Regions from separate parts of the Homo sapiens genome. Here region 2 is linked to region 1. The links are chromatin contacts, found by Hi-C in ENCODE. All regions are on one chromosome and are shown on one strand. Each heading gives the region's core, a stretch centred on a gene start or an enhancer-like site at or near the end of the contact. The rest is flanking DNA. Distances are from core to core; before and after follow the strand shown.

What was found. Hi-C counts contacts between places; a loop is a spot of excess contacts on that map.
Region 2: a loop to region 1 is called in a map of MCF 10A, with 2.7 times the contacts of the local background. The contact joins two enhancer-like sites. A Hi-C loop is called at or near these places in 3 of 168 maps with a recorded cell type or tissue (MCF 10A, PC-3 and PC-9).

Annotation. Positions count from the first base shown.
Region 1 is chr13:43,152,560-43,155,237 of GRCh38, reverse strand. All of the region lies in intron 1 of LINC00400 (long intergenic non-protein coding RNA 400), which reads right to left. Among named protein-coding and RNA genes, the nearest start is that of LINC00400, 41 kb to the right of the region's middle. RefSeq lists an enhancer at 1,003-1,526. Within about 2 kb of position 1,382, at least 3 of the 41 ENCODE cell types and tissues checked have a DNase peak (open chromatin) inside an H3K27ac peak, as active enhancers do.
Region 2 is chr13:43,301,821-43,304,498 of GRCh38, reverse strand. All of the region lies in intron 11 of ENOX1 (ecto-NOX disulfide-thiol exchanger 1), which reads left to right. Among named protein-coding and RNA genes, the nearest start is that of ENOX1-AS2, 150 kb to the left of the region's middle. RefSeq lists an enhancer at 993-1,222. Within about 2 kb of position 1,383, at least 10 of the 41 ENCODE cell types and tissues checked have a DNase peak (open chromatin) inside an H3K27ac peak, as active enhancers do.

The DNA.
Region 1 (2,678 bases), core at 133-2,632:
AATACACATCTATATACATGTATACACCGTGCGCTCCCAGGAGAGGGCAGGTTCATGGACTTGGCCTTGGAAGCTGAGTGTCTCAAGCAGTGTGGATCCTCATTCATCCACCCTGAGGTTTTGGTGGTGCTTGCTATGGTCACATGTCAGCCTATCTTGACTTGGTAGCAGTTCTGTGAAAGCAAAGGTCTCTAACGTATCCTGGGGATCAGGGGCAAGTAGGTGGATGGGACATGGGGTGGGTTAGGAAAAGCTTCCTCAAGAAAGTGATAATTGACATGACAAGAGAAGGATGAGTAGGAGATAAGCAGGTGAAAGAAGAATGAAAAATATTCAACTTAGGGGAAGTAGCAGAAGGGAAAGAGGAGTCTGGGGCCAGGCAAGACTGGAGAGGCAGGCAGGGTTCTGAGCAGCCATGTTAATGATATTGGCATTTATCAGAAGAGAGGTAGAAAGCAGTTGAAGCATTTTAATTAAGAGGGCTTTTTGATATATATTTAAAAGTGCTTATTAGTGAGTCAAGGCTGAGAAGATATCTTTAACTACCTTGCAAGCTAATAATAGAGTCAGGATACTGGTGATAGACTTTGCAAACTGCTCTCAGAAGAATTCCTTCTTCAGATTTGATGGTCGTGAGAAATTCCACAGGTCCCCTTTGCTGTTCATCATCAGAGACACTTGAGGGGCACTGGCAGTGATCTGGTTGCTGATCTGGGCTGGATAAGAGTGTAGTGCTGTGTTTGTATCATGATAAATTTAATGTATGCTGGCTCACGGCATCAACGCTTTATCAAAAGAATAAATGGAAAGTTATTCCGGGCTGAGAGGGTAAAGAGATCAGTTTATGGGAAAGAGAGCCTCCTTATGCACACATTCTGTAAACTACAGATCAAAAGCCAGAAGAGGAATGCTGACTATGAATAATGAAATCACACATGCAAAGGTCTGGATGGATTCAGACATCCTGACAATTTCTTTTTCAAGGAAAAATCAAGGCTTTTGCCTGGCGCTGAATACTTTGAAGATAAGTGCTCTGAAGGCAGAGCAAGATAGCTATCACATTCAGTAGAGATAGGTGAACTTTCAAAATTGGGTTCATTTAAATAGCATGCCCTGGAGGTCCCCTCCAGACAAGGAGGGTCAGAGTGGCATTCATGACAGTTGAAGGACACTTTAATCTCCAATAACTTGGTTGTTCCACGATGTCCGGTGGTTAGGGACTGAGCTGACCTTACCCGAAGACTTTAAATTAAAAACTCAAGCCCATATCCTACGTAAGAAAATTCCAAATGTGGTTGAATTGTCAGAAAAACAACGCAACCAGAATCACGCCCCAGGCAAGTACATTTCTTAAGGCTTACTCATTCCCCAAGCCATTAAGCTTCAGCCGTGCGTTCTCCCCACATTCAGTTCTAATAGAACTGCTGGTTCCCAGGTAGAGTGTCCAACCATTCCAGTGTGCTTGGTACTGTTGGGTTTTAGCACCGAAAGTTCTGCATCCTGGACTGCCACTCTAGTCCTGGGTGAAATATATTAGTTAGTCACCCAACTGCCGTTACCAGTGTTTTCTGATGGTCACACACAGTTACCTGCTTGCATCCCCACCCGGCCTCTCAGCAGCTAGGAATGTGGTCTCTCTCTCTCTCTTTCTCTTTCCTTTGCTAACACTTCCCTACTAACGACCAGAATGTTCGTGCGTCTCATGATTCTGCCTTTAGCTTTCTCTTTTTCTCTCTTCACCATTATAGTGGGTTAAATAGCACTCCCCAACCCCAAATTCAGATCCAACTGAGAACCTCAGAATGTGACCTCAGTTGGACCTAGGATCTTGCAGATATAAATAGTTAAGATGAGGTCCTATGGGATTAGAGTGGGCCCTAGATCTAATGTGACCAATGTGCTTGTAAGAAGAGGAGAGGGCACACAGAGATAGGAAGGCACAGAGGGAAGAAGGCCATGTGGCTATGGAGGTAGCGATAGGAGTGGTGCAGATGGAAGCCAAGGAATGGCAAGGATGGACAGCAACTACCAGAAGCTAGGAAGAGTCAAGGAAGGGTCCTTCTTTAGGGACTTCAGGGGGAGCACAGCCCTGCTGACACCTTGATTTCAAATTTCTGGCCTCCGAAACTGTGTGAGAATAAATTTCTGTTGTTTCATGCTACCCTGCTTTATGGTAATGTGTTATAGTAGCCCTGGGAAACCAATATAATGCTCTTCTTAAGCAATTTTATTCAACCCTCATGGCTTCTATTTCACCTACACTCCAGTGACGTCTACTTCTACTTCACATACACTTGTGATGGGATTCCAGGGGCATCTCCATGGCCTGATGCTTTGAGGAGGATAGAAATAGTCAGGAATACTAATGTCCCAGAATCTGAATCTGTCTAGAACTGACTGCTTATTGATGTGGGTTATTCTGCTCTGTAAGGGGACACACACACATACACATGTGTATGTGCTGGCCTGGAGCTCTTTTCTGAGAGGGAGACCTATGTTTCCAAGCACCTCCTGAAACAGCAGACACAGTAGAGCCAGGCGTTCTGCACCTACTGTGTGTGTAATACATCTAACTCTAAGTTAGTCTCTCCCACATACCTCCTCTTCCCTTAATAATCTTTTCTCTAGGTTAATGGATTCACCAAACACCTGCCTCCCCAGTCTCCAATCTTGATGCT
Region 2 (2,678 bases), core at 134-2,633, 150 kb before region 1:
AGGGTCCCTGGTTTACTCCTTTCTCTGGGATGGGCGGCACTTACATGGAGCTAAGCTAGCCTGGTGGCATTACATGGAGGAATATAGTCCTAGAGCCACACCTTTTACCTCCAACCAGCAACCTCTGTCTCCCATAAACTCACTTCCATCATCTGGAAAATAGAAATAATAATCATATTGACTGTATCATGTTTTCATGATGGTGAAAGGATACTGTGTAAAGAATATGCTTACCTCAGTGCCTGGCACATAAAAATCATTAGCTGTCACTACCACTGTTGCTATTCCCATTACTGCTACTGTTATTTGAAGAAAGCAGAATAGTGACTGTGCCTTTTGCCCAAATCTTCCATAGGAGATAGCCAGGGCACGGGGCAAGCTGAGCTCATGGGACCTGGGCACAGGGATGCAACAGGGCTGCCTTCCCAGGTGCAGAACATGGAGTCGGGGCTCATACAAAAGGAGATCAAGGAATAAAACCAGAATGACAAGCCAAGCATGTGGTTCTTTCAGAAGCATTTCTCCAAACAAGCCAACCACAACCCCAGTTTAGGAATCGGGATAGAATGAGCAGCGGTCTGAGCAGTGGCTCTCAAAGTGTGGTCTCTGCACCAGCAGCATCAGCACCACCTGGGGGACTTGGAAGAATGCTAATTCTTGGGCTTCCTCCCAGACAAACTGAACTGGAAACTGAGGGTAGGGCCCAGAAAAGTGTGTTTTAATATGCCCGCCAGGAGCTTGTAATGCAGGCCAATGTTTGGAGAACACTGGGTTAGAGTAACACCAGCTGCTGTATAAAGATGGCCTAACCAAAAAAAAAAGTGTTACTTTTTGGGCACACAACAGTCCAAGGCAGATATTCTGGGCCTGTGGGCACCTTTCCTCCATGTGGTGACTCAGAGACCCAAGCCTATTCCAGCAGCAGGCAGAGACTGAGGGACTGTGCAGAAGGCATCCTCACTCCCCCTCACACTCCATTGATGAGACTGCTCACATGGCACCCTCTAGGGCAGTCACCTCTCAGGAGCAACACTGCTCTATACAAAGAGAAGCATGAGTTTGAGTACACAGCGTGATAATGTCTCTGCCACAGAATAGCTTCTAAAGGCCTCAAGGCACCTCACAAGAAGATTCAGAATGCAGAGAAGCAGATAGAAGCTGGAGAGAGTCCCTGTCACTGGGCCATAACTACAGCTCCCTTTCCTAGTGGAGCAGGAGGCAGGATCGTGGCTGAGGAGGCAGCCGTTGAAGGCACACAGATATTGTGGTGACATTTGCCAGGCCAGCCTGCCTCTGCCCTCCTGTGTTCAGGGGCTATCGGTACAACTGCCTTCCTGGGTAGCAGCCAATGAAATTCTTGAAAAAGACTTTCTTTGCATGTGGGAAGGAAATCTACAGTTCAGCAGCGTCCTTCCAGCATTTCAGGAGGACATCTGGCAAAGTGGAGGGGGAATGTTAAACACAGAGTTCCCCAAACACACAAAGACTAAGAGTTCTGGAGAAACACAGATATTGTTAGAAACGATATGTTAAAATGTTTTATTATTTAGTTACATCTTGCCTGAGCATGAAAAAGATATTAACAGACTGTCAGCTTACTGGGACATAACCCAAAACAACTTACATTTTTCATATATTGCTAACTATTTTTCTGAGGCTGGCTCAGGCTGGTAAAAGAGATTTCAAGGCTTTCTCCAGATTATTTACTTAAAGAAGTTAAGCATGGCATTATCTGTTCCCATGGAAACACAGTAAGACAGGAGACAGAAGAGGAGGTCACTTTGACCATAATTAATATAAAGAATAATGGTTTATATAGAATCTAGTAAAGAATATAACAAGATGCCGCAATACCTTTAAGCCTTTTCTTCAGCAGTGCCGTTCAACCTTTGGATTGATTTTCATACATTAGTGTCACTTTGGTCATTTTTTAGTCTAGTGCTAAGTTTTGAAGTATAACAATCTTGCCTAGCAAAATTTTTCCAATTTTATTATTTCATTTTTGATCCAATCAGAAAATTCCAGTATTCAGAATTTTTCTAAATTACTGAGTAACTAGAAATGGGTGACTGTGCTGGCCTTAAGCTTCTTGTGAATGCTACAGCTCCTCACCATGTTTTCTTAATAAATACATAAATGGGTGGCTGGTGAATTAATTGATGGTAATCCAGAGGCACCACTAGATTCAGCAGTGCCTTTAAAATCACCAACAAAATATTTAATCACATTCAGTCCGGTTGACATTTAAGGTGTCTAATTCTATTCTTTTTTTATTATCGGAAATTGGTAATCCACATGGGGTGTCTCTTACATATTCCATTTATTGGCACTCGGTGCACTCCTTAGGAATTCCTACCGAAAGATGCACACTGTACTTTTTTTTTTTTTAATCCTTATACTTATTTGGATAGTGGATTCATTGTGCAGTCTCATAAGGTAAATTTTATTATGGAAGCTTGATGACACATTTTTTCAAAACTCTTTAATTTAGTACAGTATTCCAGAAAGAAAGAAAGAGAAGAGAGAGAAATAAAAAGTTTCCCTTTCCAATTTCTGAATTTTTAATATACTGAGAAGTTATATTAAGTCAGAAATTATTAGGATTTTTTTTCTGTTAGCGCTCTGGCCCAAGAAACATAATATAGCCTCTTCCAGGCAGCCTTGTCTGAGGAATAGAT